2 separate regions of the Mus musculus genome follow, and region 2 is linked to region 1. The links are chromatin loops, found by intact Hi-C in ENCODE. Cell type or tissue: gastrocnemius. All regions are shown on one strand. Each heading gives the region's core, and the rest is flanking DNA. Links, peaks and the distances in the headings are about the cores only.

Evidence for each region. A loop is a pair of places that touch in the nucleus more often than their neighbours do. Peaks named below come from ENCODE experiments on the same cell type or tissue, not always from the same donor. Only the 100,000 strongest peaks of a DNase experiment are listed, where the experiment ranks them.
Region 2: a loop joins it to region 1, with 6 times the contacts of the local background. A loop is called at or near these places in 38 of 42 quality-filtered maps.

What each region holds. Positions count from the first base shown.
Region 1 is chr14:48,358,260-48,363,637 of GRCm38, forward strand. No RefSeq gene overlaps it. Among named protein-coding and RNA genes, the nearest start is that of Tmem260, 85 kb to the right of the region's middle. In gastrocnemius, for the core only: a CTCF peak has its summit at 718 (motif pointing left); a DNase peak (open chromatin) is centred at 734.
Region 2 is chr14:47,752,654-47,758,031 of GRCm38, forward strand. It overlaps 4930538L07Rik (RIKEN cDNA 4930538L07 gene), which reads right to left and starts at 4,845. Exons shown (of 2, transcript NR_166788.1): 1 at 4,651-4,845; 2 at 4,391-4,534. In gastrocnemius, for the core only: no CTCF peak of the experiment used is centred there; no DNase peak of the experiment used is centred there; H3K27ac peaks cover 2,272 bases.

The sequences.
Region 1 (5,378 bases), core at 239-5,238:
AGACACTCGAGAACTGCTCAACCAATAGAAAAGTAAACAGGTATATTTTTACCTAATTGTTTAGATCTACTTATTTTTACTTTGTGTGCATGAGTGTTTTGCCTGTATTTATGCATATGCACCATTTGTATGCCTGGAACCCACAGAAGTCAGAAGACCACATCAGATCCCCTGGAAGATGGTGGTTGTGAGCCACTATGTAGTGCTGGGTCCTCTGGAACAGGAGCCAGTGTTCTTAACCACTGGGCAATCTCTCTAGCCCAAACTTGAATATTTTTAAATATTTCAGAAACAGAAAGTTTTAAATTACTATTAACGATATTCTTTTAATTGTTACAAGTTAATTTCCATGCTTTCCACCTCCATTCCATCCATACACTGGACTCTATACTTAATGGGAACTAGGACTATGTCTGTTTTTGCTGACAAGCACTGTCAGCCATCATTGATAGGATCTGTCAGGGACTCAACACCTGGGAAATTAATGAACACTCAGATCTGTACACCGGCAAATGAATGAATGAATAATTTTTACACTTGAACCGGTTTAAAGTGAACTGTGATACTTTTAATACTTCCAATATTGTGATAAATGATCTGGGTGGAAAGTGCATATGCAGTCCTCAGGGATACCTTTCCCTTCTCCATTAACCTTTAGCTGTCAGCAGCTCTTCCCGCTGCCCTGCATCTCAAGAAGCAGTTGAACATTGCTGCCATCTTTTGACCAAAGACAGTGCCACAGGTACTAAAAGCCACGGCTAGAATATGGGATTCTCACGGCTGCCTCGGAGTGCTACGAAAATCTCACCACTGAGGTCAATCCTTGCCTAAAACCCCAAAAAGATGCTGCCCGCTCGGAGGCAAACAGTGCCCGTGCTCCGTGCCTGGCTCTTCTCTTCACTTGTTGGTTTGTGGGGTTATCGGCCTAGCCCTCTACGTCTGCATCCCAATGCCATGGTATATAGCCTCGAATGTGTGAACAACTGTGTTCTAGCAGAATATCTGGAGTATGGTCACTCAGAAGATCCTGGATGCTGTTGCAACAAACTCCCTTCTCCAAAAAAAACCACGCATCCTGCTCAGTGGTGAGTTTAAGGAATCCACCATGCACCAGCGCAAGATGTCTGCCCTGCCCTCCTTCCTACTTGCATTCTCTCCTCTTTTTCTTTTCTAGCTCCTTCCTTAGCTACCTTTCTTACTCTCAGCCCCATTCTCTGCCCTCTTGCCTGCGCTCTCCCCTTCCTTTAAAGTCTACCCAAACTACTTTGGAGGGGGTGCTGCCAGAATCCTGTCCAATAAAAGTATAAACCTCTGGTTGCAAAGAAACCAGAATTTACATTTGGGATCTCCCACCACACCCGGTAAATGTATTAAAGGCCCTTCTGAAATAAAATATTGGGAGAGTCTTTGTACGTAGTCTGTGTAACTATGTTAAGAAAATTACGACAGATTCTCAGAGGGCTAAAATATTGATTTGGGATGAGATGGTTCGGTGGGTAAAGACACTTGTTGCCAAACCTGAAGGCCAAGATTAGATCCTTGGAACCTACATGGTAGAAGGAAAAAACTGGTTCCTGCAAGTTGTGCTCTGACTCCTACACAAATGGCACATGTGTATACATGCATCCACTCCCACACATACACAGAGATGCACATGCATGGTAAATGTTAAAAAATAATTATTTTTAAATAAATATTTGAAAATTATATTCCTTTACACAAAGGAAACTTGCAAATTTGAAAATCTACCTGTGTTACCAGGGAGTCTTTGCATATTTCGGAATAAAAGACTGTAACTTCCCAGCATCCCAAGAAATTTGACATCTTCCAACAACCATAGAGATGAGACACATTGAAATGGTCTCGTGAGGATAGTCTAGGTCTAAAGATCATATGGGCAGGCAAGTGATGTGTAGACCTGTTAAAGCCATAACTAATCCTTACCTTCTCCGAGAGATGTTTCTAGCAGAGCCTGTTTTCAGAGAAGTGAAAGTATTGGATAATCTAAGAAAACAAAGCTGTAGAGATAAGAGGTTTGTCACTTTCTGGTCAAAACAAGAAATCCATTTGTAGCCATGGTGACCATCTTGTCCCATGTATGGGCCTGTGTGTTGACAAATATCTCCTCTCTTGAAGGAGAATTTTCTCTCAATTAGGCAGGTTGTCATTTCTCTGACATAGATCGAACGATTCTAATTGTCCAAATTTAAATTTTACTTTTGAACTTATGATTCTGTTAGTCATGTTCAAGGGAAAAAAATCATGTTTTAAGCAGCAAGCTTCCATCGTGACGAAGAAAACAAAACAAAGCATCAATTTCTCTGATTTTATATTCAGAAGCTACACCAATGTAGTCTCATTTACTGAAAATACTGCCCTTCGGAGCCTTCACGGAGGCATTTGGAAAACTCAGCTGGTGCCTTCGCCGCTTCCTGTGGGTGGCATAGTTCACCAGAGATAGGGCAGCTTTGTGCAAAGGTTTATTCAATCTGGGCCAAATAGCGCTCAAAGTACCGAGCAGCACACACCCTCTGTAGTTCTCCTGCCCACTTCATGAAACAAGACACCCACCAGCAATTTTCTGTGCTGACAGACTGGGGACAAAACCCCTGAGCAGAGGAGAAATGGAAACCTGGCCGGCTTAGGCTGGTCACTTGGGAGACTAACGTTGGACACGGAGCACCTGCCTGATATCACCTAGCTATTTCAAAATCTTTCCACGGTGTGCTGTTCACATGGGACTCTGTGTGGAAGACAATGGCCCATTCTTTTCTCTCAAGTTTAGCTTTCCAGGAGGCCCCCTCTCTGGAGAGCGCTGGGTCCTTGTGGTGCCTGGGGTTCGAGAAATGGGAACTCACTGCTGAAGGCTCCTGTGTCTCAGATGGAGAACAATGGTTCTTGGGCCGGAATGCCTGGCAAACGTCTGTGTCTCTTTACTTTGTGAAGCATCTGGTGTCTCTTTATCTATCACATAGGTTCCACCTGCTGACCCAGTTAGACTCCCAGCAGCCCACTGAAGGAGAAACTACTGAGGTCACAATCCCACTGCTAGAGATGGTGATGTAGTCTCTTGGATTTGGCTTCTTCTGAGTCAGGGTTGTTAATCCTCCTTGGGTGATTTTTAACATGCAGCCAGGATGAAGAACTTCTGTGTCAGCACAAGGAGACATTAATGGATTAGGGAAGGTGATTTATTGATGTGAAATATTAAAACAAGTTGAAGAGCTATGGGATGTCTACTGAATTTTATCAGGTGCTTGAAACATTTTGGAATAACTTTATTTACATTAAAAACGATTTTGTGAGAGAGGCTGAAGACATACAGAGGCTCACCTGCCCCCTTTCGATGCAGTGCAAGGAGGGGAAGATGTCCAGAGACACCCCCACTATACCACAATAGCGCACGGGTGGGCTGTAGACATCTAGAGGCCCACTTGCCTCCGCAAGTGGGTAGAGGAGATCATCCAGTGGTCCACCAGCCACGTGGCCCGCCCTCAGTGGGAGCCACGGCAATTTGTAAGGATGTGATGGACAGACAGGAGAGAAAGAAAAGCTGAACAGCTTGAACGTAATGAAGAGAAATGGAACTGGAGACACAAGGATGGAAAGGAGTAGCTCCTTGTGAGTAGCCGGCCCAACACGTGAGGCCATGGTGAATTCCAGCCCGTGCTGCTACTCAGGGCCATGTATGAGTCCGTGACCATGTAGCAGCAGGGGTCAGGTATCAATGTTTGTGGCTCTTATTGCCACTAGTGACCATAGGGATGCCCTGGCCTGGACAGCTGACTGGGGTTACATAAATGTCCAAGGGCTGTGTAGAACTGGCCCTGCCCCTCACTGACTATGGCACACTGGAGAGCTGGCCCCACCTCTCACCAGCGGCAACACTGGGAGAGTGGACCCTGTGTCTCACCTGGGCCACAGAGAGGAGCTGGCCCTGGTTGTTTGAGGGTGGACGAGCCAGCCCAATGGGGGAGGGGGAGGGGGAGGAGGGAGGGGGAATAGAAACCCACCACTCACCTATTGCAGCACTTGGGAGAGTGGGCCCTGTATCTCAACTGGGTAGCACTGACTCTGGCAGTGCGAGTGTGGGGGTGAGCATGCCTAAGGGCAGGAGAACCGACCTTGCCTCCTGCCGGAGGCGGCATTGAGCGGGCTAGCCTGAGCAATGCTGTAGAGCTTGCCCTCGTGTTGCCGATGCAGGAGAACCAGCTGGCTGACCAGGTCAGCTACCATCCAGGCCCAGATCCAGAGCTTTGAGTTCTCCCATCCCAAAATTTACATCATCTGTGAACTGTTGGAGCATGTGAAAGTGCCAGTCCTGCTGAAGCAAAGCTGCAGGATCTCCAATGACCCAGGACAACAACATGATAGCCGGAAAGAGTCCTGGTGAGGATCCAATATTGATGATGTCACAGAAGCCAGAGGGAGGCCTCGAACCAGACCAATGGCTCACTGAAATAAACACTTGCAAATGAAGAACTGTGGACAGAGGGGTATACTGTGGGACACACTGGGACACAACTGCTACAGCAAATACTGTCTATGCTTTGTCTTGTTTGTTTTTGTTTGATTTTTATTTTCTTGTGCAGGGGAGGTTGCAAGGGTGAAGGGTAGATATGAGGGAACAGGGAGGTGAGAGAGACCTGGGCACAAATGTGAAGCTCGCAAAGCAATACAAAATTGAAAAAAAACTTAAAATTTTTTTAAAAATGATTTTGAGTTTTATATCAGATTATTGAGCTCTCGTCTACAGTAGAAACAGAGATGGATGGTGGTCACCATTTTAATTATAGACAGCTATTAACAAGTAGGAAAAGTAGCAAGTCTACATATTTATCAGGTATCTGTGCAGGCTCTCCTTCCTCAGGGGCCAGCCTGTAATGGGATACTCCCAGCATTCATAGCAAAGGGGGATGCTGAGCTCACAATGCCCATCTCCTGTAATCAGCCAAGACAGAATTCCAGTGGAGGGACTGGGACGCCAACCCAGCGACAAAACCTTCGACTTACAATTTGTCCTGACTACAAGATATGCCAGGGTAAATGTGACACAGACATTGTGGGAGTGGCCAACCAAAGACTGAGACTCACAGCATGAGAGGGAGCGTGTGCCTGACACTGCCCAGAGGACCGGGCCCCACAGGCTGGAAAGCCCAGAGACCTAGGACAGAACCAAACACGACTGGCAGTAATAATAATAATAATAATAATAAATTAGTAGGAGGGGGAGTTGTCAATGAAATGATTTTTCATGTTATTCTGCTGTACTTAGAGATTGGTGCCTAACTCAATTGTCATCGGAAAGACTTCATCCAACAGCTGGTGGAAACAGAAGCAAAACCCACAGCCAAACAACAGGCAGAGCTCAGGGAATC
Region 2 (5,378 bases), core at 121-5,120, 610 kb before region 1:
TTCTCTTTGTGTGGTAAAAGAGAGAGCACTCACCCCTTTCACAGGGTACTAATCCCACTGAGGAGGGCTCAGCTACCACGACCAACTCCCATCCCATGACCCACACGTCATCTTTTGCTTTGCTTTTTAATTGTTTTTGCTTTGTTATTTGACATAGGATCTTTCTACGTAGCCTTGGCTGTCCCAGACCTTGCTCTGTAGATCAGGCTTCAAACTCACAGAGTTCCATTTGCCTCTGCCTCCCAAGTGCTGGGATTAGAGGTGTGTGCCACCAGGCCCATCCCAAAGCCACCGTTTCTTAACACCTCCCATTGAGGGGTGGGTAGAAATTAGGGGCCACTGACATCTGATCCACAACAGGCTGTTCTGCCCAAGGGAAGAGTGGCTTTTACAAAAAGTTTGGATTTGTTTATGAAGTGGCTCAGCCTTGCCTGCGCCTCCAAGAACCGTAAGCTCAGCTTGCTCTCAGTTGCCTCTCTTGCCTCAGGGCTTGCAGTTGCCTCAGGGCTTGCATAGTGGCCCCATATTTTTATCTTGAGAACTCCTGCTTCTCCCCAAATAACTGTTCTAGTTAGGTTTATTCATCAATTTTACACAGTCTAGAGTCACCTAAGATGAACATCTCTAGTTTTAGGTCAGCTTAACACAGCAACATCAGAAAGGAGGGAACCTCAGTTGGGAAAATACCTTCCATGAGATCCAGCTGTAGGGCATTTTTTAAATTAGTGATTGATTCAGGGAGGGCCCAGCTCATTGTGGGTGGTGCCATCCTTAGGCTAGTGGTCCTGGGTTCTATAAGAAAGAAGGTTGTGCAAGCCATGGGAAGCAAGCGAGTAAGCAGCGCCCCTCCATGGCGTCTGCATCAGCTCCTGCCTCCAGGTTTCATCCTATTTGACTTCCTGCCTTGACTTCCTTCAGTAATGAACTCTTGTGTGAAAAATATTGAAGAAGCCAAATAAACTCTTTCTTCCCCAACTTGCTTTTGGTTATCATGTTTCACCATATAGTTCTAGTAGCCCAAGGACAGCCTCTTTTGAGTCTGTGTTGGAGCAAGCAGAGAAGGAGAGAATGCAGTGGAGCACTGGCCGTCGGCAGGGTGTCTCAGGTTACTCACTCCTCCCTTGGCAGGGAGAGGCACAGCTTTCTGTTAGAGCTGGTATGCATTGACTCATTTGTAACTTCCTCTGGGTTCTTCCTAACTTACAAAGCACAGACTTTCCTTTCTTTGCTCTTCCAAGATTTCCACCAACAGCAGAAGTTTATCTAGCACAGGGAGGTTCCGGGAACTCAGTGAGGCTAGGGATGGTGCCTTGGTGCACACTATTATTCTATTATTGAGTTCCCACACTCAATATACCTGAAGGAATCTAAGGCTGACTTCATTACTAATAGAACTAGAAAGAATGGACAATCACACAAGACAAATCTTTCCTGTGACGTATAAACTTGTGCTTTGATGTCGAAGCTGTTTTAGAGGAAAGATCACATGGTTAAAGAGCTAAGTTCCAGGTTTGGATGATACTGATAGAAAACACAGGTAAGTCTGAATGAACCCCAATAGGAAGAACCTGCATTCTCCTGCCCTATAACACACCCCAAGACTACAGTCTCCTTCAAGTTCCCCAAAGGCAGGCTGGCCTCAAGTGATGGAGTGACGGACAACTATGAGAACGTCAGAAGGCTCTGGGGAAGCCTTAGATCCATCTTAGGGCAAAGACACTGCCCCCCAGGTCCTGTTTCCTGGAAAGGCAGAATGAGGCTGAGAGAGGCCTGTGGTAAGGGTGGGGAAGGTGTGTGTGTGTACATTGGCATTTGTTCCTGTTTAAAAGGACTGAGTGAGCAGCTGGGTGAGGTTTAGACTCCCGAGGAGTGAAACACAAACAACACATCTTGGCAGTCTGAGCCAGAGGCTGTGTCTTAGTTAGGATCTCATTGTTGTAAAGAGACACCATGACCATGGCAACTCTTACAAAGGAAAAGATTTAACTGGGTCTGGGTTACAGTTTCTGAGGTTTAGTCCACTGTCATCATGGTGAGCCGTGTGGTGGCATGCAGGCAGATGTGGTGCTAGAAAGGGAACTGAGAATTCTGCAATGTGATCTGCAAGAAGCAGGAGGAGAGTGAGACAAACTGGCCAGGCTTGAGCTTCTTTGACCCTAAGGCCCACCCCCACAGGGATGCACTTCTCCAACAAGGCCACACCTACTCCAACATGTGCCACTCTCCTAATAGTGCCACTCTCTATGGCCAAGCATTCAAACACCAGAGTCTATGGGGACCGTTCCTATTCAAACCACCACAGGCTGTGAATATGGAATCCTAGAGTAGCCGCTGTATTTTGTTGGATATGTCTGGGCCCTAAACCAATGAGCAGGCATCATTACTGGGTTGCCCATGGGAGACAACATCTGAATGTAGGTGGCTCTCCTTACCTTGGATTATTTGTTTTCTCAGGATTGTGAGATCCACCCTTTATTTTTACCCTCTTCTCCCAGGATTTCTGTTAAGGGCAAGGACGATGGGTGGTTAACAGTGGATCCTTTCCCATCTTTTCTGGCCTCATGATCCAGCCTCTGTGCCCAATAGTCTGAGCTGACAGATGATCATCTGATGGCAAAGGCCATGGTTTCTGCTCCAGGTTCAGTGTCCCTTGGTGATGGACAATTGCTTGGAATTGGAAGCTGATGTCCCCTAAGCTGGTGTTTATCACAGCAACATGAAAGCAACCATCAGTCACTTATAGAGGCCCAAGTATAGGAGCTTTTTCTTCCTATTCTTCAGATATGTCCATCCCTGTGATAGGTTAAAAGTTGAAGACAGCTATGTTGAGGGAAGCTGTCTGGGATGGAGGGGAAATGGTTTCCCTTTGGCCAAATATCCTGTCATTCATCTGGTATATCTCAGGATCCTGTCATTCACCTGGTACATCTCAGGTACCCTCATTCTCTTGCCCTCATCTGTCTGCAAGATTCAAGCCTTGCACTAACTTGGCCATGAATACTAATTCTGACATGGCTCTGATAGGAAGCTGATGGCCAAGCTGACTCTCCGGGTCTTTGCTCCTGCTATCTTCTGGACATGAATGAGCATCACGCCACAGGATGTGGGATCCTGACTTCTATAGAGTAATGGGACATTTGATGTAACTCGGAAATTGGTCAACAAGACTGAAGATGGGTAAATTAATTCTCTCTCTAGTCTTCTCTTGGAGGAACAGTCTTAACATACATTTTCCTTCTCCACAGTCTGGCCAGAGATGACCTGTGCCACTAAGCTGGTGTATTCACCAATAACAAAGCTGCATCTGTCTCCTTGAGACTTTTTGGGCAATAGACAGCACAATGAGGCATCGAGGTGTAGTCATTCCCTCCCTTTCCTGACTACCCCTCCTCTTTCACCAGCACACTCTTATGTTCCTAAGCGTTGGCTCCCCATGTGTTAGAGGAACCCAGAGTAGGCATCATGAGCATGGACTTCAGTATCCAGAGTGAAGTTTTATCTGAGTTCTTCCTCAAGACTTCTGTCCTATACCTTTCAGCTTTAAGAGAAGATGACTCATTCATCAGGCTAGGAAGCAGGCCCCCAGAGCTCTGCATGGGGCTTTAATATCAGTATCTTCACAGTAAGATTGTATGGGATAGAGAATCCAGCAGCAGACAACCATAATGATACCTAGCTACAACCTTTCGTCCAGTGCTTACCCAGTGCTGGTTTGGTAGCCTCACTTCTCCTTCATCTGCACACTGGAAGGCGTGCTCTCAGTCTTCACAGGGCATCGTGTCAACAAGATCCAAATCCCTTTGGGCGGGCGAGCTTTGTGTTTTTCCATCCTAATATGCTAAATGGTGACTCAGTCCCCCGGGGATCTCAAATCCCTGCCGTGAATTAGTGTATTAGACAATTATGGCCATAACTTTCCATTCTAATCACTCTGGATGCGTTCCTTTGCTCTAATGTGACTGCCAAGTTCCTGCAAGATCCTTCACAGATGAGTTCCAGGCAGCTGAGTATTTTTGTCAACAGGCAGAAATAAAAATCGGAACTTGGAGCCTACCTACCGGGTTAGGGGACCGCCAAGAGTGAGACATCTCATGACACTGCCCCTCCTTAGCTAGTTGGTTAGCCATCTACTGACCTCTGGCTGTGGAGACATCTCATAGTGAAAAGCCATGGGGTTACTAGAGGCATATATTTTGGATCCCTTTCAATTGGCTTGTGAACAACCATGACATAACCTAAGATTTTATGAGCTCATGAATCTTGAAAACCCAATGCATGCTTTTGGAGTTTAGAAAATGTCCCTAAGTTCTTCTGCAGATGTTATAGTGAAAACATGAAGAAGAGCCATCTGTAACAAAGGTCTGGAGTCTGCACTCCAGGTCTCTGCAAGTGTATGAAAGAAGTGGCTTTATTTGAGGAAGGAAGAGTCCATGACTTTAGTCTCCTTAGGCTTGGTTGGAACAGGTCTTCAATGTTCAGAGAAAGATGGAAAAGGTCTTTGATCAGAGCAAGTGACCCACAGTACCCAATTCACCTGAAAAACAAATCTCAAGCAGTCAGTTTGGCCATCAGAGGAGTTCTGTGGGAACCAGGCCCTCTGAAGAGAGCTTGGGGCATCTCCTGAAGCAATTGCCTCTGAGAAGAACTTACTAGAACAGCAGGAAGTAAATGGGGTGAAATCCCAGCATGTCTGAGATTTAAACCCCAGTTTCTACATGGAAAAGCTTCTCAGAAGCAGGCTGAGCTCTAAGGCCCCACTGCCCAAGCCCTGGGTCTCTTTCTTCATCCTCTGCTAACTCTAATGCCAATCTCTTCTCTGGGTTGTTTGGCTACCTACCCTTGTCTGGTCTCTAAAGGATACAGAATAGATTTAGAGCCTTGTGGACAGAACAGTCCCCATGCAGGGGCTTCTAGAATCAAAAGACTCTTAGGTTCCAGAGTCTAGATTCTTCTGGAAGAAGAATCCCCTTCCTCCATCTGGAGTACCACTTCTTTGCACAATGGATGAACATAAGAAAGCCACATCTTTATTTCTAGGGACAACCAAGGCTATAGCACACTGATGCAATGGAATCGAAGACTTTTTATTAAAGGGTTCTTTGGGGACCACAGACTTGTAAACAGAGACATGTCTTCAACATTTTCTTGGTCGTATCTTTGGTGCCAGGGTGTCTGCCTGCTGTTTTGTCGGGAGCTGCGTCCAGAATTAACTACAGATTACTCAGCCGGGTCTGGTTTCTCTGTCTTGGTAGACAGCAGGACTATGGGTTGATGGTCCCCACAGGCCTTCTAAATGCAGACACAGCATCTCCTCAGCCCCTGTCTCCAGCTTTGCTCTACTCTGTATGCACTTTTAATAGCTGGGCCAGGCCATTCCT